3 separate regions of the Homo sapiens genome follow, and all the other regions are linked to region 2. A link is a loop called in an ENCODE intact Hi-C map of the cell type or tissue named here. Cell type or tissue: PC-9. All regions are shown on one strand.

Region 1 (8,000 bases), 55 kb after region 2:
TCCTTTGCTACTTCTCTGCCCCGAAGCCTACCTTTGGGGCTGAAAGTGGGAAAATATTCTGACTCCTGCAACAGTCCTGCCATGAGATTTCCCTGTGACCCTCCACTCCCTGAGGTCCACGACTGTTTCTGTGCCTTGAGGAAGTGCAGTATTATGTGATTTCAGTGTCTCAAGACAGATAACCCTGACCCCCTGGAATAACCAGCAGGATGACGGGGGTTGGGAGGGAGGCTGTTTATAGAAGACAGGGGTCAAACACTGCTCAAGGACTTTGTTTAAAATTCTTTTTTAACCACATAGCTCTATGTTTGGGTTTGCTTCTCTCATTAAATAAATATCTGGAGAGTCTTCATGGATCACCCCAGATACGTATGGCCAAGGTTTTTAAGATAATGAGTCACACTCTTGGGTTACGCTTAGTGGATTCCCAAGTTGGGGCATCTAAGGATGGTCAAGAGGGGTCAGTGAGGGATGGGGTGAAGTTCTTCCCAACAAGGCCAAGAGAAGGAGACCCTTTTAGAGTTATGTGCAAGATCCCTGCTCACCAGCAAATTGGATAAATTTCTTATGGAGTCAGTTCAGGTCAGCGAGAAGGCACAGGGAAGAGAATGACCAAGACCTTATGATATGAGAGAAGAGAATTTAAGGGAACAAGAACATCTTGTTAACTTGAAGTTTGCCCAAGACTCAACTTCGTGTTTGAATGAACATGTGCCAATTATTTCAGATTAGCACAAAAACAATAAATTTGTGTTTTGTTTTAACAAAATATATTGAAAAGCTGAGGACATATTTGGAGTTCTAAATTTGGTATTTGTAGTTCTAAATTTGGTCCTTGGCAAATTTAAGTCACTTTCAACTCAAACTTTCCTTAAGGGAGAATCAGAGATAGAGGAAACAGTAAATAAAAAAAAAATACTTGGGGTAAAAGAACTTTTTTAAGTTAATAAACTTTATTTTTTGAGTAGTTATAAGTTTACATAGAAGTTGAGCAGAAAGTACAGAGAGTTCCCATATACTCCCTCCCTTCCACACACATACAGTTTACCCTATTTTTAACATCTTTGCATTAGTGAGATCGATACATTTGTTACAACTGATGTACTAATATTGATACATTATTATTAGCTAATGTCCATAGATTACATTAGACTTCACTTTATTGTGCAGTTCTATGGGTTTTGATAAAGGTATGATGTGATGTATCTACCATTACAATAGCATGCAGAATAGTTTCACTGCCCTAAAAATCCTCTGTGCTCTAACTATTCATCCCTCCCTCCCACCAGCCTCTGGCAACCATTGATCTTTTTCCAGAATGTCATATATTGGAATAAGTCAGGATGTAGCTTTTCAGACATGTTTAACAATACACATTTAGGGTTTCTCCATGAGGATTTAAAAAAATTAGGAAAATAACACCTTTCTGTAGAGATGGGGAGAATAAGAACAAATAAAAGGCAAATTTTAGGCTGAGCTATTGTCTCTGGCTCGTAGTATCTGAGAAATGGAAAGGACAAACTCACCCTGGAGGAGAAGAGCCTAGGACAAGAGGAATGATGCTGTGTGAAGTGGAAGGGCAGGCACAATCACACAGGCACCTTGGGAGGATGGGGCTGGTGGCAAGGGAGGAGGAACCTTGAGTTTATTCACAAAAACTGACTTGATGACTGAACCATAAAATAAAGTGAAGTTTTGCCCATTTTCTCTACAGAAGACAATATAACCCAGTTTTCCAAAAGGAGTGTAGGTGAGATTTCTCCTGGAAACAGGAATATAATATAATACCATTTAGATCTATTACTCTATTGTTTTTTTCTTTAGTTTAATTCAATTCCTAATTCTTGACTCAAGAGTATAACTTTTCCCTTCAATGGGTCAAGCTTGCTATTTTTTTTTTCTAGATAGTTTTTTTCTCCATTCCCATCTTTTTTTTTTCTAGAACCACATATTCCAGTTCATTTCATTACGGGATCCTTACTGCAATACAGGGGAGTTTGTGCTTAAGAAAAAAAAGACCCCAAAAAAGCACCATTCTGGAGAAAGCCTCACACTCTATGTGGTATTTGACTATGTGTTCTAATGACATATGCTCATATCTCCTCTGAAAAACACTCAGGGAGCCACGGAGAAGAGGGGCAAAGCATTTTTCCAGCTTGAACCCTTTGGAGTGGTGTCCGAGTTGGAGGAAAAGGCCAGCCATCCTGCTAAATGCACCAGTGAAAGAAAATATTCTGGCAATGTGAGATGGAAAAAATAGAACCTACCAGAATGACTCTTAGGAAGAGTACTATAAATGCTTAGAGGGAAAATGAAGTCACTTAGGGACAAGGAGGTGAGACCCTCCTTCCCCCAAAGGTTAAGCTTAACTAACCCCGGATATTTGATAACCAAGGAAGATGAGTCCATTTGACTCAAGGTCTTTTGATTCTTGAATGCAGTAGGCAAATTTGGGGCCAGGAATTACCAAGGACAATAGAAAACGGACTGAGTGTCCCACCCAAGGGTCTTTCTCCTTTTCTTTTTCTCCTATATCACTCAGCTTTCTCTACAAATTCACTCTGAACAAGCATTTGAAGGAGCGTTCAGAGTATCAGATTATTTATTTTCCTGGCATTCTCTAGTGTTTCTCTGGCCCCCGGTAAAGTCAAGTGTCCATATCAAGATGCATCTCTCTGAAAGGCAATGCTGCCCAGTGTGGGTGGCAGCAGCCTGAAGTCAACAGGTTTGCTTATTCTAGTTCCTCTGTTTGGAATTTTTCTCTTTCTTCCCTCTATAGCTGCCTATCTAAACTCTTTCTGTAAGGTCCAGCCCAAATGCGTCTCCTTCATAAGCCTTACCTGGGATTAATTTATTCTTCCTTTGTAGATTCATAATTACTTAGAGGTAAAAATAAGGAAAGTATCATGAGACTCTATAACAAGGCACAATGTGATGCCTCTCACTAGAATGTTAGTTCTGGACATCAGCCATGTCTTCTTTCCTATCTTTGTGTAGGACTCATACTGGGTATCGCAGTTCACACAGAAAAGGTACTAGATAATTTTGTTTGTTTGTTTTGTTTTTACTATCTTTACTGTTAATTCAGGTGCTAACTAAATTGCCATCCATTGTCCAAAATCACCCTCTGGGACCAAAACCATGGGATGTGACCCACATCAGCTGCTAAGCAGCCAATGCGTGATGTGAATTGTTCCAGGGGGCCTGGCCCTAAGAGGATATTTACCATTTAACCATAGAGTCAATGTCTGACTAGCATCCATCTGTCTTCTCCCAGTAACATCACTCTGGGTTTCCTTTGGGAAACACTCCTCCCCAGTCTTCATTCAAGTGGTTTGGATGGGGCTAAATCTACGCCCTATTTGTAGAGGTAGATGTATGGTGCAGACCTACCTTGCATTTCATCTCCTTGGACAGAGTGTTTGCTTCCAAGGTGGCCACAGGACCCAAGCTGGATCAATGAGATACAACCTTAGGATTTTTGATGGAACTCTTGGGAAAGAGAGGCTCTTCTTCAATGGTTCCTAAGCCTTGAAATGTATGTCTAGGGATACCATTCTGTCACCTCATGCCCAGAGCCTGCCAGAGAGTAATCTCAACACAGGAAGGAGAGAGCTGACATATGGTAGCAGGTAGAGTTGTCCAATAAAATAGAGAAAGCAGTACAGGGACATGTTTATACTACAAAAAAGTTGTTCATTATTTATATGAAATGTGAATTTCACTGGGTATGCTCTGTTTTTATTTGCTAAATCTGGCAACTTGAGCAGCAGGCAGCCTCCATCTTGGGTATTGCATTTCTGAACCCTCGCATTAATCTACACTCTTGGGCTTCTCAGTTATATGAAGAAGTGGCTACCAGTTTTTTTGTTTGTTTGTTTTTGTTTTTTCTTAAGCCAGTTTGACCTGGCTTTCTATTAATTCTGTTAACTTGCAACACAGAAGTTACTCAGTCACATAGAAGTTCTGCCATCTTTAAGAACAATAGGTGTTCTCTTCTAAAAGAAAATATCCTCAGGAAAATATCTTGCAGGCACCAGTGGGTCATGTCATTGGGGCATAGGCCAGAGAGGTAGAGAGCAAGACCAGGAATCTCTGCCAGCTGTTGGGGGCATGGAAGGTACTCAAAGAGATAATATTTTATACCTGAGGCAAGTGGAAAATAAGCCAGTGACAAGGCCACCTGGAGCAGGATGGAAACACTAGGGCACCACAAGCTGCATGGGCTAGGATCAAAGGAAGTCATCATCACCAGTGCAGGCAGCTCCATGCATTCCCTCGTGTCCCCAAGAGTAGCCTACCTTTAAAGACTGCACTCCCAACCTAACTTCTGGGCTATTTACAATGAACAAGAACAGACTCAAATCTACAATACAAACCCTAAGTGATGGAAAAAAGCCAAAATATTCTTGTGGTTTGAGGGGGCAGAGGAAAGAAAGGCAGGGGAGGAAGGAGAGCAATTCATTTCATAACAGCCTCTGTCACTTGCCATCCCCACCTGGGGGAAGGACAAACTGAGGGCAGTCTGGGTGGGAGAGCAAACAGAAAAGTGTCTCTCTGGCACCTGAAAGCAAGCAATCTGATCCCAGGGCCCCAGAGACAGGGCTGGAGGACAAAGCTTTGCTGGGGTGAGGGAAGGCGATGAGCTCTGTGGATTCCAAAGCTTTCTCTGCCCTGCCCTGTCTCCGGGCACCAGCGGGTCATGTCACTGCAAACAAATAACATGGGGAAGCCTGCCAGGAGAAATGACAAGGGTATTTGCCAGTTGAGAAGGCTTCTACCAGTCAGTCTGGACTGGGACATCAAAGAGTTCCCTCTTCTTGACTTGGATTTCTAACACATTAGCCAGAGCCTTTTTTTTTTTTTCTTTTTAGACGGAGTGTCACTCTGTCACCCAAGCTGTAGTGCAGTAGCAAGATCTTGGCTCACTGTAACCTCCACCTCCCAGGTTCAGTGATTCCCCCACCTCAGCCTCCCAAGTAGCTGGGATTACAGGTGCATGCCACCATGCCTGGCTAATTTTTATTTTTATTTTTAATTTTTTTTTGTATTTTAGTAGAGAAGTTTCACCATGTTGCCCAGGGTGGTTTCAAACTCCTGAGCTCAGGCAATCCGCCTGCCTCAGCCTCCCAAAGTGCTGTGATTACAGGCATGAGCCACCACACCCGGCTGCCAGAGCCTTAATTAAGCAACTTCTGTGTGCTGGGGTGCTGGGCTTGGTGGTCATTTACATTCACTACACAGTTATTTTTCTGGTTTTCTAGCAAAATCTTTTGAAAATATAAGTCAAAACTAGTATTATCCCTATTTGGGGAAACAAGAAACTGAGGTGTGGACCTCCTTAGATCATGAATGCAGAGGAAGAAAGGCTTACAGCCATTATTAATCCCTGAATCTGTCATCATTCTTCTTTCCAGAAATCGGCACGGTGGCTTGCAGGCCAATACTGGCAAATCCTCTTTGTAGCAAGTCCCTACAACTAACTACAATGGAATCAAGTTTTTATTATTGCTTTAAAAAACTCAATGTTGTATTGGTGGAGATAATACCAACCCCACAGTCACGGCAACTGAAGGCTCTTATTGAAAGGATGCTCCAAGCTTTCTTATTGAAAGCTTGGAGGAAGGTTCAATATTATCACTTATTACTGATCTTTGGTATTCTTTGTTTAAAAGGTATCATTCCAGTCTTATATATATATATATATACACAGATACATGTATACATTTGCTATTATTACACATATTTTATGTTGTTTTTTTCATATTCATATTCACGTAACATTTTTAAAGCCCTGAAGGCAAAACAAGCTGTTACCTTTCTATTGTGATCAAAATTCATAGCTACAAATTAGATTGCACGTTCACCATAATCATCTTCACCATCCTCATAATCAATACAAAAAGCCTCTCTCAATTCAGCAAACATTATGGAATGCATACTGTGTGTTGAATACCAGGTATAAAGTAGCAGATAAAACATAGTCTTTAGCTTACATATTAGTGATGAACTCAGATACTTAAATGGAATATTTAATTAAAATATAATAAAGGAAATGATGAAGACAGGCAAAGCTTACTAGAGATACCAGAGTGGTTGGAGAGACCTGAAAAGACCCCAAGCTGGGGATTTCCAGGAACACTTCTCGGAAGCAGTGGCAAGTCCTTTTAATTTTTAATTTTATTTTATTGTGTTAAGAAAATTTAACATGGGAATCTAACTGCTTAACACATTTCTAAGTGGGCAATACAGTATTATTGACAACCATTTTGTACAGCAGATCTCTTGAACTTACTCATCATGCTTAACTGAAACTTTATGCCAGCTGACCAGTAATTCCCCACTTCCCCTGTCCCAGCCCCTGGTAACCACTATTCCATTCTTTTATTCTAGGAATTTGACTATTTTACATACTTCATGTGTATTAGTCCATTTTCACACTGCTGATAAAGATATACCCAAGACTGGGCAATTTACAAAAGAAAGAGGTTTGCCAGACTTACAGTTCCACATGGCTGGGGAGGCCTCACAATCATGGTAGAAGGTGAAAGGCACATCTCCCATGGCAGTGGCAAGAGAGAGAACTTGTGCAGGGATGCTCCCCCTTATAGAACCACCAGATCTCATAAGACTTATTCACTATCACAAGAATAGCACAGGAAAGACCTGTGCCCATGATTCAATTACCTCCCACTGGGTTCCTCCCACAACACGTGGGAATTCAAGATGAGATTTGGGTGGGACACAGTCAAACCATATTATTCCTCCCCAGCCCCACCCAAATCTTATTTCTTCACATTTCAAAACCAATCATGCCTTCCCAACAGTCCCCCCAAGGTCTTAACTCATTTCAGCATTAACTCAAAAGTCCACAGTCCAACGTCTCACCTGAGACAAAGCAAGTCCCTTCTGCCTATGAACCTGTAAAATCAAAAGCAAGTTAGTGACTTCCTAGATGCAATGGGGGCACAGGTATTGGGTAAATACAGCCATTCCAAATGGGAGAATTTGACCAAAACAAAGGGACTACAGGCCCCATGCAAGTCCAAAATCCCTCCTTTGACTCCATGTCTCACATCCAGGTCAGGCTGATGCAAGAGGTGGGTTCCTATGGTCTTGGGCGCTTTATGTCTGTGACTTTGCAGGATTTAGCCCTGCTCCTGGCTGCTTTCACAGGCTGGTGTTGAGTGTCTGTGGCTTTTCCAGGCACACAGTGCAAGCTGTCAGTAGATCTACCATTCTGAGGTCCAGAGGATGGTGGCCGTCTTCTCACAGCTCCACTAGGCAGTACCACAGTAGGGACTCTGTGTGGGGGCTCCAACCTCACATTTCCCTTCCGTAATGTCCTAGCAGAGGTTCTCCATGAGGGCCCCACCCCTGCAGCAAACTTCTGCCTGGGCATCCATGCATTTCTATACATCCTCTGAAATCTAGCTGGAGGTTTCCAAACCCCAATTCTTGACTTCTGTGCACTCTCAGGCTCAATACCACATGGAAGCTGCCAAGGCTTGGGGCTTGCACCCTCTTAAGCCATGGCCCGAGCTGTACATTGGCCCTTTCAGCCATGGCTAGAGCTGCTGGGATTCAGGGCACCAAGTCCCTAGGCTGCACACAGCAGGGAGACCTTGGACCCAGCCCACTAAACCACTTTCTCCTAGGCCTCCAGGCCTATAATGGGAGGGGCTGCAGTGAAGACCTCTGACAGGCCCTGGAGACATTTTCCCTATTGTCTTTGGGAATAACATTCAGCTCCTCGTTACTTATGTAAATTTACGCAGCCAGCTTGAGTTTCTCTCCAGAAAATGGGTTTTTCTTTTCTGTCACATAGTCAGGCTGAAAATTTTCCAAACTTTTATGCTCTGCTTCTCTTATGAAACTGAATGCCTTTAACAGCATCCAAGTCACATCTTGAATGCTTTGTTGCTTAGCAATTTCTTCCACAAGATACCCTAAATCATCTCTCTCAAGTTCAAAGTTCCACAAATCTCTAGGGCAGGGGC
Region 2 (8,000 bases):
AATCTATTTTAAATATACAAAAGGAGCTCTTTAATGGGCCCCAAGGTGAATCTTTTCATAAAATAATAAATTAAGTGGGGTTTTTTCCAGTTCGAGGAAACACTCATGTATTTCTAACATCCTACACTAAAATGCCTTGACTTGAATAGCTGTGCATGTGCATGGACATGCATTTATTCATTTCTGTTTTTTCTTAACAGACAAAGAGATGGAATAATTTTATTCAGGTCTGATACACCAGTGTATGCCTGAGCATGTATATGTATATATAACCAGTAACATCTCAGTTATTGGTATGACGGGAAACATTTCTTTCCATGAACATAATTTGTTGGTTATATCAAGACAATCATTCCCACATTTAAATAGTGAAATTGTCCAGGAAAGAAGACTCCATGGTACACAACAGATTCTTAACCAGAAATCTTTAATTTAATAACCAGTTAATTTGTTGTAGAATCCACATGCTTTGACAAGGAGTCCATACAAATAAACCTCTGACAAATCTAAGCTGAATTAATCAGCAGGAAGAAAAGAAAATGCTTTCCTGTAAACTTCGCCCTGATGAAAAAGAGAGGGTGTCAGAAGTCCATGACAAAACCCAGGCACATCCAAAATAAGTTTGATTATAAAAGCAAGAACTCCTTTCTGGTTTTGTACGATGACTGGGGGAGGGTTGGCAAGAACAGGATAAATTATTCAGGTTTAAGAGACAGTGATAAAAATGTAAATGCAATCCTGTCACGGAATCTTTGCACCAGCTGAATAAATTCAAACTAGAAGCTGAATCAGCATCTCGCCTCTGATTAAAACCAATTGAAAGCACAAAGACAGGAAGAAGAAAACCTCATAAGTTCTTTGGAAATGGCAGATAAATTGATCAAGCATAACTGCAACATTAAGATGAAACAGTTTTACTAATATTGACCACAGGCCAAGGGGCCCTGCCAGCTCTCTTCAAATGGTAGCACTTGTAATCAAAGAACTAGGTCTTATTTAAGCTCAAAAGTGATTATTACTTCATTAATTATGGTCATGCCCCTATTCTTTCATTGTGACCACATTTCATCTTTTCCCAAAAGCAGTCCATTAGCCTCATTTCATCTTTAATGGGTAATATGTTCCTTTCTGAGCATGCTTTCTGTGTGCATAGATTCAAGCTGCTGAACAACAGCTCTACATCCCAAGCCGGTGCCCAACATTGGCCCTATACTTGCTTGACACTATGGTCAGAGAGCACAACAAAATAAAAAAAATTTTTTTTCATATCTATTCGAGACAGATCAAGAGATAACATACGAACATGAACAAATGTATTTTTCTTCAACAGCTCAGGGATTAAAAGCTGGGGCTCGGTATCCAGGCTCCCTGGGTTCAAAGACAGGCATGCACCTCACAAGAAGTCAGGGGCTGGGCAGCCTTTCTTCTCTCTAACACAGGGATAACAACAGGGTTTGTGGCAAGGATTTAATTAATGGAAAGAGCCTGGGATGTGTCTGGCACATAATAAGTGCTCAATAAATGTTAGTTCTTATTAACATTGTGTTTACATTAAACATATGCCACTGTCACCGGTAGAGGGTTGTGACTTCAACTTGTCCAGGTTCTTGGCATTTTAAACAAAGAACTGGACAAAATGCCCAGCAAAGCAAAGAAAGAATGAAGCAACAAAAGAACGAAAGCAGGGATTTATCGAAAACGAAAGTACACTCCACAGTGTGGAAGCGGACCCATGCAGTGGCTCAAGGGCCCAGACACAGAAATCTTCTTGGGTCCAAATACCCCCTAGAAGTTTCCCATTGGCCACTTCATGCTCACCTGAAGTAAATGAAGCGGTAGCCGGCAATCACTCTGATTGGCTGCAGAAAGCAGCCAACCAGAGACTGAAATGAAGTTACAAAGGTCACACTCCTGTGCAAACATCCGATTGGTTGCAAAAAACAACCAATCAGAGGCTAAGGTGAAGTTACAAAGTTATATTTCTATGCGAAAAAAGACTAGACCTGCAATCAGTCTGATTTGTGGTGGACAGCCAATTTCTCATCTGCCCGGCAGAAAAGGTCAAAGGGAGTAGCCTCTGGTCCTTTTGTTACTTAGGCGTGGAAAGTTAGGGTTTTCAAGTTAGTTCTAGGAAGTCAGCGTGAAACAGCCTTAGGTTCCCTGCCTCCAGACACTGTTCTCCTGCCTCATCACCCACTTAGGAGTTAGACAATTCGGTTGAGTGCTTAAGGAAAAAGTCACCAGGCAGTCCATCCAGCCACCCCTGCGCATCTACTCAACAGCGCGGCCTGGTGTGTCCACTTATACGCACACACAGAATGCCATAAGAAGTGGACTGCTGTGCACAGTCTCTCCCGATTTGGCTATAAGCCCTTAGGATTCATTTCAACGTCATAGTGTAGTGAAAATTATAGAATTCTATCAATATCAGGTAATAAAGTTGCTTAATGAGCCTATTCACAAATATCCGCTGAGTAGTCCCCATATGCCCAGAACTATGCCATGCATGAAAGGGCACAAAAGATCTGGAAAAGGCTGTAAAGCCTTCCAGATGTTAACAACTATTTAGGGAGAAAAAGGCTTATCCTGAATTACTAAAAGATTTAGCTAGTATGTGAATTATGTCATTATAGACAGTGATACAATAAAGCAACATAGCATAATGTGCTATTCACAGGTCTAGAACTTTCTGAAAAGGAGAATGAGAGGTGAGGAAGCTCTCGAGGGGCCCATGTGTTGGGGGTGGTGGATATGTACACACACACACACACACACACACACACACACTCACCCTGTCCTGCCACCATTAGGTAAAGTTTCCTGCCACTCCTTGCACATCCGTCATTACCAAAGAGATATTAAACTAGACAACTGTAAAAAAATAACACCTTCAGTGGCAAAACTGCCTTATGCAGAGATGTGGATGATTTGTTACCTACTTCATCGTTGCATGTGGCTCAGGGGAGTTTTCTCAGCGATTAGCAGGGGCACTGGCAGAAGACAATAGGCCTAGGAACTTCCCTGGCTGCCCTCACCATTGCACCAACCCCAAACCCCCCTGAGGACATCTTGCAGACCAGTAACCTGCTAACTCTCATTCCTCTCATTCCTTTCTTGCTGTTTTTCCTGGCTAGCTCCAGAGCCAGCAGAAGAAGGTCAACGTCACTCTTAAACTATGTCAAACAGTGTTGTAGTTCAGGAGTGGAGGTGAACTGTTTACACATGGTCTTTGTTTCCTCTAGCCAGGATTTCATTGCTGATCCTGCCCTCTAAGGTCATACCAGAGGGCACAGAATGGGCCTCCCAGCCTACATGCTGCTGTGACTGTCTGTCTGAGGGAAGGATCAGATTTAGGCCTGGACATGTTGCTTTTGTTGTTGTTGTTATTGTTGTTTAAACCAATTTATTGGCAAGTCAGTGACATAAGGGCTTCAGGGAAGTTCCTACATATCTTCCTCCTCCATCACTCCTCAGCAGTCCTCTTTGCCTCTTCAATCAGCTTGTCCTCTTTGCCTCTTCAGTCAGCTTGTCCTCTTTGCCTCTTTAATCAGCTTGTCCTCTTTGCCTAAACATTTCTGCTTTAGAAGGGCAAACTGTCCAGCTGATTCTTGAGCCACAGTTTTCAATTACAATGTGTGATGGGGTGCTTCCTTCTTTTGTGTGAAATTCCTATTGTGAGTGACCTCCCCTTTGAATGAATTAGGTCACAAACTGTAATGGCCCTTTTTTTTCTGGTACTGCAAGCCCATTTATTTTTATTTTAAGAGACAGGGACTTGCTCTGTTACCCAGGCTGGAATTCAGTGATGTGATCATAGCTCACTGCAGCCTCCAACTCCTGGGCTCAATCAATCCTCCTTTCTCAGGCTCCCAAGTATATAAAACTACAGGTGTGTGGGTATTTTTTTAAAAAATTATTTGTAGAGACAGGGTCTTGCTATGTTGCCCAGGTGGGTCTCAAACTCCTGGCCTCAAGAGATCTTCTCACCTCAGCCTCCCAAAGTGCCAGGATTACAGACATGAGACACCGTGCCCCGCCCTGAAAGCCCATTTTGAACCCAAGGCACTGTGTTGGAAATTGGATGAAGATTTTTAAAAAATAAGTCACATGTAGTTCTTGCTTTCATATTGATAACAATTTAGTATTGCTATGAAGTTGAGCAGGAAGTGAAGGCAAAAATATTGATATTCTTGTCAAGCACATCCATGTGAAGAGACCACCAACAGGCTTTGTGTGAGCAACAAGGCTGTTTATTTCACTCGGGTGCAAGTGGGCTGAGTCCGAAAAGAGAGTCCGTGAAGGAGTGGGGAAGGGATTGCTTTATAGGAGTTGGGTGGGTAATGGAAAATTACAGTAAAAGGTGGTTATCTATTGCTGGCGGAGGAGGGGGGTCACAAGGCACATGGTGCGGAGATCATAAAAGACTCATTGTCCAGAAGAAGAATGTCATGAGGTCGATCGATTGATCAGTTGGGGCAGGGCAGGAACAAGTCATAATGGAATGTCTTAAGGTTGGTCAATCAGTTAAGACAGGAGCTGGCTGTTTCACTTCTTTTGTTGTTTTCGATTGCCTCAGGCCATTTGGATGCATACGTGCAGGCTTGGGCTCAGAGGCCTGACAATTCTAATATAAGGCGGAAGCCCAGATGAATAATACAGGAAAAGTTCTGGAAAGTTGTAGGCACAGGGAATAGCAGGAGCTAAATATTGAGGATGGAGAGGCCAGGTTGTTTGCAGGCCAGTGAGCAGATCATCTGGTGGAATTGTATGGTCACAGGCCATCCAAAAGCCCTTTCTGAGATGAAGCAGAGAACTTCAGAGAACAGCTGCCAACTGTCTTGCTCTTAGAACTTCAAAACTTGCCCTCTCTTGCATACCACATCCAATTTGGAGCCTACTTCCTATTAGTTTATTGAAATGCAAAATGCATACTAAAACCCTTAGCAGTAGTCTCAGACATTGAGCCCTTGTGGTTTTTAAAATCAGAGAATCATTACTTGGGAGTGGGAGATGCATGAACTATTTGCTCCTGGAAAGTGACATACTGAGGTTACTTGGCAGATGAGTCTCACACAGAATAGCCTGCTTGCTTTTGCCAATTTGTTAATATTAAAAACTGGAAAACTATGTAACTACTAAAAATATCAAGTAGAATGGGCTCCTTTAAAAACCTAGGAGCACTGGACTCTTCAAACAAAGGCCAAATAATTGTTTGTAAAAAGAATCCTGTGAAAGAGACACTGTGCTAGGTGGGCAAGTGGATCACCCTCCCATGTTTCAAATCATGCTGTGGCCCAGAAAACTATATTCCATAATATGAATGACAGGAATGAAGAGAAGAAGCAAGGCAAGAAAGGGAAGAGGTGAATAGTTACTGGAGAACAGAGGGAGGAAGCAAGGAAGAATGCAAAAGAAAGAAGAAATTGCACTTGCAGCATGTGGATCAGTATTTGGAAACTGTTCAATCAGATTAATTCCAAATTCTAGGACTATATATCATGAATCTCTCTCTCTCTTTTTTTTTTTTTTTTTTTTTTTTTTTTGAGACAGAATCTTGCTATGTTGCCCAGGCTAGAGTGCAGTGGTGCTACCTCAGCTCCCTGCAAATTCTGCCTCCCAGGTTCAAGCGATTCTCCTATCTCAGCCTCCCAAGTAGCTGGGATTACAGGCATGCGCCACCACCATGCCCAGCTAATTTTTGTATGTTTAGTAGAGACGAGGTTTCACCATGTTGGCCAGGCTGTTCTCAAACTCCTGACCTCAGGTGATCTGCCTGCCTCGGCATCCCAAATTGCTGGGATTACAGGCGTGAGCCACCACACCCGGCCTGTATTATGAATCTCTTAAGTGAGCTCTTTAGCTTAGGGACAAAAGTATATACATTTTCATTTTGATCATGAATGTTATGAGAGATTAAATTGGACTACCTACCTGGTTAGAAGGAGGAGGTTGGGGTCAGGTTTGGGATGAGTGTATATCACCAGTGATTTCCAAATACTACAACATAGTGATCCCTTGCTGGGGCTCTGGGTTGCAGTGTCTGGTATCATTACTCCACCCTGCATTTAAGCATGGGCTTGGAACCATGTGGAGGGAACAAAAGATCTGGAAGGATTCTGCCTTTTTACACCAAATGGCTTTGTGATCTTTCCCTTTGTAATGAAAACCAAACCAGTCAGATTAAAACTATCAGCCCATTGAATGAGATAATCTATGTGAAGTAAACAGAAGTCACTGTGTCCTAGCAAGGTATCATTATGCAAATGGAGGTATAATGCAAGGTTCCTAACACCAGTGGTCTGAATGTGCTCCAGGGTCTCTGTCATCTTTAAACACATGTTCCCTTACATGTGGATATGTAGGGTAGATACAAACTGAGAATGGAAAATTTCCCAGACCCTAAGATCTAGGCAAGTACAGTGTGGTCAGTGGAAATTAGATGTAGATGCAAGAGTGAAAAATAAAAGATTCTGAATTCTGCTTTACAGAATTTGGAGCTGTTCTGGGGCTTTCACTGAAAGGAGAGAGGTGGCTGGGTTGTAATTCCTAGCATGCATCATTCAGTACGAGGGAGGTTGTGCTTCGGTGACAGTCCTGTCCTCCCAAATATCAGTGGCCTAAAACAAAGATTTATTTCTCACTTGTACTATACATCCCTTGTGGCTTGGCTGTAGGTTTTGTGCTGTATCACCCTCACTGAAGGATCTAGCCCAATGAGGCAGTCCCTGCCTGGTCATTATCGGCAAAAGGAAAGAGATCTTTGAATGGTTTTGTACCAGCAATTTAATATGATAGTATGGTAGTAACACGCATCACTTTTACTCACAACTCATTGGCCAACACTAGTTATCTGGTACCAGCTCAGTCTGAAGAAGGCGAGCAAGAAATGCAGTCCCACCGTGAACCCAGAAGGCAGAAAGCCAGAAATATCTAATCAACTGCATTCATAACAACCACATGACACATCATTGTATTTGAATAAAATTGCACTGGTCTACCTGGGTAAAAGGTATGTGAATGCTCAGATGCTATGGCTGAGTCTGCCATGGCCTTTGTTATTTATTTTAATGACATTGATAATTACTTTATTGATAGTATGATCATTAATTTTAATGACATTAGGTAGTCATTAACTTTTTCTAAAGCCATTCAGGAACACTGTAACAACTAGAGGCCACAGGGCAACTTCTTTAGTACAGGAGTGAACGTGAGTCACAGTGTTGTCACTGAGGTCATCTTTGCACTGAAGGTTAGAAACTCAAAACAAAGCTCAATGTGAAGTGACACTCAGAGTATACACTTGCCTCCTTGCTTAGTATAAATCACTTAACATTTCTAAATACGTGTTTTTTGCCATGTGCTTGATAGGCAATGGAAATAATGAACAAAATTCTCTCAAGCAAGATTGGCCCTATGAACAAGTGAAGATGGTGGGCGATTTCAGCTGCTTCAGAATCACTCTACCTGTCTCAAGGACAAAGGGAAGAAACCCACAATACTAGATGTATTATATATTTTCTAGAGTCCAAAAGTGGTGTGGCTCAGTACATAATGTCTGTGGATCTGATACTTGAAACAACTTACATCCCACGGCACTGTTGTTCACCTCAGTGGATGCGGGACCTCTCACTGCTGGCCGGCCTCCTGAATTGTTCTGTTTCCAGAGTGTCTTCTGCAAGGCCTTTCCCCACAGGTTGCTGGAGACTTTATCACTGTTGCAGGAGGCCCAGCGGCTTCGCCCCAGAGGCCACCAGTGCCACCCAGGTAAGGCAGTGCTACTTCTGAAGTGCTGAACATTGCTGCTTCCGCTGGGCATTGCAGCTGCACCGCTGCGGCCGTCCATCTGTACACATCTGTCTGTCCAGCTGCGCCATGGAGCCCAAGACGTCATTCAAAGATCGCAACACCAAGAGTGCTCTTCCTGGGAGCTGCTACTCCTCAGCCACTGCTCACCATCCCTCTCCATTTGAGCTTTCCGAGAAGTTTGATGAGGTAGAGGA
Region 3 (8,000 bases), 120 kb after region 2:
GGAGAAGGTGAGATTAGCAGCCAGCAGGAAAAGGCATGGACCTCTGGTAAAGCCTTTAGAGATATCTTCCTTTCTCCTGCGGTGGGTGGGGGGAGGTTGTGATGGATATAAAGAGGCCTGATGGAAAGTCTGGATTTACATCAAGTGTGAGGGGAAGGACTCTGGGAAGGACGGCAGTACAGGAAAGTCAACACGTCACTGGCCTTCATTGTATTGGCCACCCAGGACTGAGTTCCGGCATGAGGCTTGTCCATGTTGTTTTTTGTTTGCCCTATACCCACAGCACAGATGGCCCATGGTGTGGAGGAGGCTCATTTCAAATCCATCATCAGTCATCTAAAGCGCACTAAAGTTCAACAAATGATTTCAAGTTCATCTTCAGTCAACTTCAGTGGACTTTTAAAATTCAACAAATGATTTTTCAATGTCTATCTCAAGCCAGGCACAGGTTTGTTACTGGAAAGCAACACAAGATGTTAACAGAATGGATGTTTCTGTCCTAGAAGAAATGTCTGCATTCTACAAAGAAAAATGGCAGCCAGGCACCATGGCTCATGCCTGTAATCCCAACAGTTTAGGAGGCAAAGTCAGGAGGATCATTTTAAGGCCAGGAGTTCAAGACCATCCTGGGCAACATAGCAAAACCTGACTTCTACAAAAAAAATGTAAAACATAGCCAGGCATGGTGGCTTGCACCTGTCATCCCAGCTACTCAGGAGGCTGAAGCAGGACGATTGCTTAAGCCCAGGAGTTGGAGGTTACCATGAGCTATGATTGCACCACTGCACTCCAGCCTAAAGCTAGGCAACAGAGTGAGACTCTGTCTTTAAAAAAATAATAATAATTTTTTAAAAAAGGAAAAATGGAAACTAAACAAGTAAACAAACCGGCATAATCATTTAGTTGCTGCTAAATACTCTGAAGAAGATAAAATATCCAGGCCAGTTCAGGCATGGTGGCTCACGCCTGTAATCCCAGCACTTTGGGAGGCCAAGGATGGTGGATCACAAGGTCAGGAGTTCGAGACCATCCTGGCCAACATGGTGAAACCCCATCTCTACTAAAAATACAAAAATTAGCTGGGCATGGTGGCGGGCGCCTGTAGTCCTAGCTACTCAGGAGGCTGAGGCAGCAGAATCGCTTGAAACCAGGAGGCAGAGGTTGCAATGAGCCGAGATGGCGCCACTGCACTCCAGCCTGGCAACAGAACTAGATTCCATCTGAAAAAAAAAAAAAAAAATCCAGGCCAAAGAGGGAAGGAAGTGGCATGCTAGAGAGTGACTGGCAGTGCCAGGAGGTGAGCAAAGGCCCCTAGGAGGACTGGATGTCAGTGCTGGGACAAGAATGGCAGCAAGGGGCAGCCCAGGGGAGAGGTAGGGGGAGCGCCCCCCCAGCAGAAGGGAGAAGCACGCTCAATGACCAAATCTGCCGCTGGTGTTTCAGGAAAGGGGTCCTGATCCAGACCCCAAGAAAGGGTTCCTGGATCTCAAGGAAGAAAGAATTCAGGGCAAGTCCATACAGTAAAGGGAAAGCAAGTTTAAGTAAGTAGAAGAATCAAAGAATGGCTACTCCATACACAGAGCAGCCCTGAAGGCTGCTAGCTGCCATTTTATGGTTATTTATTGATTATATGCTAAACAGAAGGTGGATTATTCTTGCCTCCCATTTTTAGACCATATAGGGTGACTTCCTGACGTTGCCATGGCATCTGTGAAGTGTCATGGTGCTGGTGGGAGTGTAGCAATGAGGATGACCAGCGGTCACTCTCGTCACCATATTGATTTTAGTGGGTTTTAGCCAGCTCCTTTACTGCAGCCTGTTTTATTTATTTATTTATGACCCGTATTTTGTGCCGACCTCCTATATATCCTGTGACTTAGAATGCCTAACCCTCTGGCAATGCAGCCCAGTGGGTCTTAGCCTTATTTTACCCAGTTCCTATTTAAGATGGAGTTGCTGTGGTTCAAATGCCTCTAACACTGGGGCTTATAAAAAGAAAATTAGTAAGATATTCAATGTTCGGAGTGAGGGCTGTGGATAAAATGTCACACCCACAGACAGAAGAGAGGAAAGAAAAGTAAGCTATTGAATGTTTAAGTGGGACTTAACAGAGGCCAAGATAGAGAGAGAGAGAGACAAAAAGAAATGGGCAGCGGGAGAGCAGCATGTCTCCTATGTGTGTGTGTCTGTGTGTCTGTGTGTGTGTGTGTGTCTGTGTGTCTGTGTGCGTGTGTGTGTGCATGCATGCAACTCTCATAGTTAATTGGCTTGTGCCCATGGAGTCGGTAAGAGTGCGGCCACTAAGCTCACGCCTGAACACTGCTATAGGGGGCTGGGCAGAGGCTGAATCTGTCTCCAGGAAAGTAATTTACAGGAGTGGAGAGAAAAGCTCTGTGAGCCAGCGCCTGGGGCCTCTCCACTCTCTGGGACAGATCGCTGCCTGTATTTTCAGGGTCTGTCTTCCCACAAGATGGTCAAAGCCTCAGGCACAGGGTGCTCAGTACGTCTACAACAGCCACATCAAGCAAAAGCACAGATTTTCTTTGCACCCTCAACCTTTATTATTGTTTCAAGTCAAGGAAATAGGGAGATGGCTGACACTGAACACTGGACTAATTTCCAAGATTTGTGGGTTCCAGGCCTGGCTGTCCCACTAACTCCCATATTACTTTCCCTCTGTGGGTTTTACTTTCCCTATATAAAAATTAGGAGACTGGATGCTGATTTCTAAGATTTTCCAGCTCTGATAGCTTCATAAATATAGGAAGTTCATAATAAGAAGAGATACATGGGAACTCTAAGCAGCTACAGCATAGCAACATCAAAAATCAAATGGACCAGGGAGATGAGATATATTGGTTCAGAAAGTATCTGGCTGCAAGTAGCAGAAAAAGTAACGAAGAATGGCTTAAGCTAAAAGGGTGTTATTTTCTCTTAGAATAACAACTGAATAGGTATAACCTCGAGTCTATGCTAGGTAGGAAGGAAGTGAAGTTTGGTTAGGGGTGATGGGTATTCAGCTAATGCACTTGGCGGATAAGAAAAACATGATGACTTCAGAGGCATCTGGCAAGCAAGGGAGAGAGGGCCAAAGAAGACCAGTGTGGTCTGTGCAGGGATTCAGTGGTTACCATATCAGAGGAAAAGTTTTGGGAGACAAAATCACCTGCAGGTGGCCTTGAGACAGGGTTGCTAAAGTGCAATGAGGAAAAAGAGGAAACCAATCTCATCTGGACTTTGTTCCTTTCTTAGCATCCCTTAGAGATCACAAACTCTTATTTTTATTTTATTTTAGTTTATTTTTGGGAGAGATGAGGTCCCGCTATGCTGACCAGGCTGGTCTCCAATTCCTGGCCTCAAGCAATCCTCCTGCCTCGGCCTCCCAAAGTGCTGGGATTATGGGTGTTCCAAGCCAACCACAAACTCAGTCATCCCCACTCCACCCTCTTCTGCCTTTCCCGACAGATACATCTAGAACATTAATAGAAGAGGTAGCAGAGGTGAGAACACATCAGCACAGATACCAATACCAGCCTGCCCTGAGTGGACAGTAACCGGCCTGCAAATGGCAAAGCTAGGAAGGAAAGGAGGCTGGTGGCATTGCAAGTCTGTACCTCAAAAGAGGAGGCATTGGGGTGGCAACATTGCCAATGGGCTAGATAGAAGTAAGAGTGAGAGCCAGAAGAATCTACCCCACTGTCTGCCAGGTATACCACAGAAGCCAAGCAAACTGCTTCTTTCCTGGGGAGGGTCTCTGTGCTCCAAGAACCATGCTCATCCTAGCAACAGGAAGCTCTTTAGTGCCAGCCTGTTGCAATAGACTTCAATGGCTATTTCTCCTGTTAATGCCTTTTCTGTTTTGCTCTCTCAAGATCTTAACTGCAACTGCCCCTATTACTCCAACTGAGATTACAATTTTTGAGAAACCTGCAAACAGGACAGCTTTAGAGTGTACCCCAAATACAAGGACACAGAATCAAATTCCATGAACCCCTATAAATCATGAATCCACTGGAATGGAAGCCCCATGGGGGCTAGACTTTGCTGTTTGCTCACTGATGATTCTTGAGTGATAAGAACCAGGCCTGGCACATAGTAGGTACCTTCTATGTGTGTTGAATAAGAGCAGCTGTGTCAGAGAGCTGCTCCAGCACTGCACCCAGTAACATCCCTCCCTGCCAGTAATCAATCATCTTGCCAAAGACCAGGTCCTTTGACTCTTCCTTGCCTCTGGTGAAGTTTCTGTGCACCTGAGGTTAGGAAGTGAGCTCTCTTCCTCTTCACAGCCTGGCGTCCTAGGTTCCTTGCCTCTCATAGAACTCGTTCCTATTTCTCACGAGGTCTTAACACTCAGACACCCAGCTTGCCAGCATTCAAACATGATGCTTTCCTCTGCGGCCTGGAAGACAACCATACTTGCCTTCTCGGGGTCAAAACAGCCTCAGAGCCTCCCAGAAGCCAGCTCTTGGGTTTCTGTCCCGCCCCCTCCCCTCTGCCACTTGCTAGGAGTTTCCACAAATGCTATGGCCATGACTCATTTGATGAGGCACAAAGGGGTCAACAGGTGGAGGGAGCAAAGAGTCCCAGGCTGCCAGAGACTGGACAGCTCAGGAGGAAGCAAAGTCTAGGCAAACAATCACTCTTGTTTCCCCACTGCCCCACCAGCCCACCCATTCCTCATGGTAACAAAGTGGATCTGAGGTGAAACATCTGTTTTGCTTTGAGCAGATTTCATTTGTCTTTTCTTTTTCTCCTTTGTTTTAACCTCTCTCTGCCACTAGGAAGCTTGCCAGATCAACCTCACTTAATCTATCTCCTCAGGGACAGTCAGCCTTCTAGAGGGACATTTTCCAGTTGACAGACTTTAAGGGATGATTTGTCCCTTTTCCTCCCTTGGACTACCATGTATCTGAACTGAGATCAGAGCATTAAACAATGTCTGCCCATTTCATTCACCCAACAGTTTTCTATTGAGAGGGAAGTACAAGCCCAACACTGTGCTAGTTGCTGCAGACACAATGATCAGAAAGACAGACATGGTCCTTTGGAAGCTTGCACTTGTATTCCAGTGCAGGAGACAGAAAAAGGAGCAAACCAATAAATAAATAAGTCACCACAACTTGTGATACATGCTTAAGAGGTTAATAACCAGGGTGTTTGGAAAGCTAATCATGGGGGCAGAGTCACAGAAGGTCATAGAAGATCAAGAACTTCATTTCATGGAGACGACATTTAAATGGAGAGGACGACATTTAAACTGAGGATGACAAAGAGATAGCTATGGAAAGAAATGACTGAAGAGGATTTTGAGAAAAAAAAAAGAGTAATGACTATAAGGGACAGAAAAGAGCTTAATGTTTTGTTATAGAATTCTCAGAATTGTATAACAAAATTTGTATAAAAACTCTACTGACTTAAAACAGAGCTTAGTGAGGCAGAAGATAGTAGCACAATGAGATCAGAAAGGAGAACAGAGGCTAGTGTGGCAAACCTTGCAGCCCGGAAGGAAGCTTAGATTTTATTCAAGGTGCGCTGGGAAGAACGTCACTAAAGAACTCTGAAGAAGGTCATGGGTTCCCTGAGAGAAATCCCTGGGGGCCTTACTAGAGTGACGCAGACTCACCCCTGCCTCATCCCCCAACTTTTGTCCTCACCTCCTCCCCCCATGCCCAGTCCCAGCAACCGGGGGGTGGGTGGGCTAAGATCATGTTTAATTATTTCACAGATTCTTCCCTCCTCTGATAGGGGCCATGAAAAGACATACAGTTCAAATCAGTCCATTTGGCAACCTCTGAGCAACTGGAAATTTTGGTCAATAGTCAACACTCAGCAAAAATGAGATTTTTGAATTATTGGAAGTTTCAATGATCCAGCCTCTACCTGTCTCCCATGACTGTGAATAATCCCAAATTTGTTATAGGACAGCACAGGCTTTCTTCAGCCAGAGGATGTTAGCCAGATATTTCTACTCTGGATGGCTACAAAAAATGATATCTAATAACTGCCCAGACTTCTTGTGGTTGGAGACTCATGATACACCCAGATGTGCAGAGAAATTGTGCTTCTTTAAATTTTTATAATGGATATGACACTCCCCAGATCAGTGCTTTTAGATAAAATGTTCAATGAATTCTCAGACTTCATTGCTCTCCCACCCTTTCTTTTCCCAATATGGTTTCTGGGCATAGGGGAATGGCTTCTTGTGTCCTAAAAGCAGTGAGGAGAGAAGAGGCCCTTGCATCCACAGGTGCCCTCTGGATTCTTGGTGATCAATGCTGTAGAGTGGGACCATTTAGGAAGATGGTTCTATACTGGCCAATCTCTTGACATTGGCTATGGAGGGCCTTGGATGACGCAACTCAATTGTCTAATTTCTCTTTTGGTTTGGCCGCAGCCCAGTAGCCCTAGCTGGTGGACCTGGCCCACCTTGGCTCCTGCTTTCATTATGGATGGTGCTGAGAGCTGGCTGGGACTTCCTGTGGTTCTAGTCCAGGTGAACCATTCCATACCTACAAGGCCTCTGTAGCCCTGCTCCAGAAACCCAGTCCCACTGCCCTCAGTGAGCTCATTTTTAGCATCTCAACTAGCTTCCCATCCCCAAGTCTAAATCTCGTCCATACCTCCCAGGACCCAGGACAGCTTGAGAGAACAAATCCTTTGTTCTTTCTCTTCCAAATAATGGGGACTCAATCAATTTTACTTTGATGTGGCCACTGCCAGGTTGGTGCTTTCCAGGTGAGCCTCTCCAAGAGGTGGGGAGATGTTTCCTAGTCTTCAAATTTTATTAAATCTAGATATTTTGGATCTTTCTTAAGTGATTGCTCTCACCTGTCATTCCATGTCCTACTCATCGTCTTCCTTTTCCTTTTCCCCTTTCCTCATTTCTTTTCCCACAACCCCTTGAAGAACAAGCCTGGGTGGCCAGCCTTTGGGCTGGTAATTTTTCTATGTAATACATTCCTTCTTCCCGAGTTATCCATCTTAGTGATAATACAAGACTGTATATTTATGTTCCTCCCCTTTTTGTCATAATCTGTGGCATAATTCTGAATAATTAATGGAATCTAAAAGGAGCATCTACTTGATCTTGATCTTTGAAGCATTTTCTTTTAGGTGGCAACATATAACCTCTATTCTTTCTCTCTAGATCCAAATACACTATCAGGTTTGGAGTAAATAGAACTTTGCAAATACTGTTTATTGGTTTTCAATATTCATATAAATGTTCAAAAAGTTAAAAAGACCTTATGGTTACAAAATGGCATGTAAATATTATAAACTTGTAAATTTCAAAAGGATGGGATGCTTGACGAATACTGGAAGGTGAGTGGGTCAGAGAAAAGAATGAGGGAAGTGATTGGACACTGACTTTATTCAGAAATAATGGAAAAACAAAAATATTTTCTAAATTTTTCAGTGTATAGTGCTTTTAATATATTATTTAATGTAATAAACACATTTAATGGAGGGAATACTGGTAATAGGATAAATTTCTCAACTATAATACTATCAAAAGATGTGATTGAAGTATTAAAAGATGCTATTAAACAATTTTTAATGGAGGTAAAAACATGATATTTACATTTTTGGAGACAACCAACAGAAGGTCTAAAACTAGAAATCACTCTATGTTTTCCTCTGAGGAGTGAGGCTGTACAAAGAGAATCATTTTACTTTTCACTTTATACATTTCTAAGCAAGGATTTATTTCCCCATGAGAAAGCCCTTGTGGGGAAGGCCATATTTGACATGGGTGTCAAGGACTGAAGAGTGTTTCATAGGAGACAGGAGGTGGGGTTTGGGAGGTGGTGCAGGGAGGAAGCCTCAGACACAACAGTCCAGTTTTGAAGACTGCCTGCATAGTGGTGGCAGGAGCAGGGAGGAAACAGATTGGGCACAGGAGCTGCCAATCTCAGAACTGATTCTTGGGGCACATTCTGACGAGACAGACCCTACAAAGAGGCTCAGCCGGTTAGGCATGGCCCTGCCAAGATGCCCTG

Evidence for each region. Peaks named below come from ENCODE experiments on the same cell type or tissue, not always from the same donor. Only the 100,000 strongest peaks of a DNase experiment are listed, where the experiment ranks them.
Region 1: it touches region 2 in a loop (10-fold over the local background); 3 of 110 quality-filtered maps call a loop at or near these places.
Region 3: a loop joins it to region 2, with 7 times the contacts of the local background. A loop is called at or near these places in 2 of 110 quality-filtered maps.

What each region holds. Positions count from the first base shown.
Region 1 is chr2:217,383,544-217,391,543 of GRCh38, forward strand. All of the region lies in intron 8 of DIRC3 (disrupted in renal carcinoma 3), which reads right to left. Among named protein-coding and RNA genes, the nearest start is that of DIRC3-AS1, 100 kb to the left of the region's middle. RefSeq lists an enhancer at 4,698-4,867. In PC-9, no CTCF peak of the experiment used is centred here; a DNase peak (open chromatin) is centred at 4,698; H3K27ac peaks cover 2,111 bases.
Region 2 is chr2:217,328,590-217,336,589 of GRCh38, forward strand. DIRC3-AS1 (DIRC3 antisense RNA 1) reads left to right here. Exons shown (of 6, transcript NR_133642.1): 5 at 7,369-7,992. The region is part of intron 8 of DIRC3 (disrupted in renal carcinoma 3); the gene reads right to left. Among named protein-coding and RNA genes, the nearest start is that of DIRC3-AS1, 50 kb to the left of the region's middle. RefSeq lists enhancers at 3,097-3,391, 5,775-6,487. In PC-9, no CTCF peak of the experiment used is centred here; DNase peaks (open chromatin) are centred at 3,122, 6,932 and 7,242; H3K27ac peaks cover 4,646 bases.
Region 3 is chr2:217,447,303-217,455,302 of GRCh38, forward strand. All of the region lies in intron 3 of DIRC3 (disrupted in renal carcinoma 3), which reads right to left. Among named protein-coding and RNA genes, the nearest start is that of DIRC3-AS1, 170 kb to the left of the region's middle. In PC-9, no CTCF peak of the experiment used is centred here; a DNase peak (open chromatin) is centred at 4,529; H3K27ac peaks cover 1,376 bases.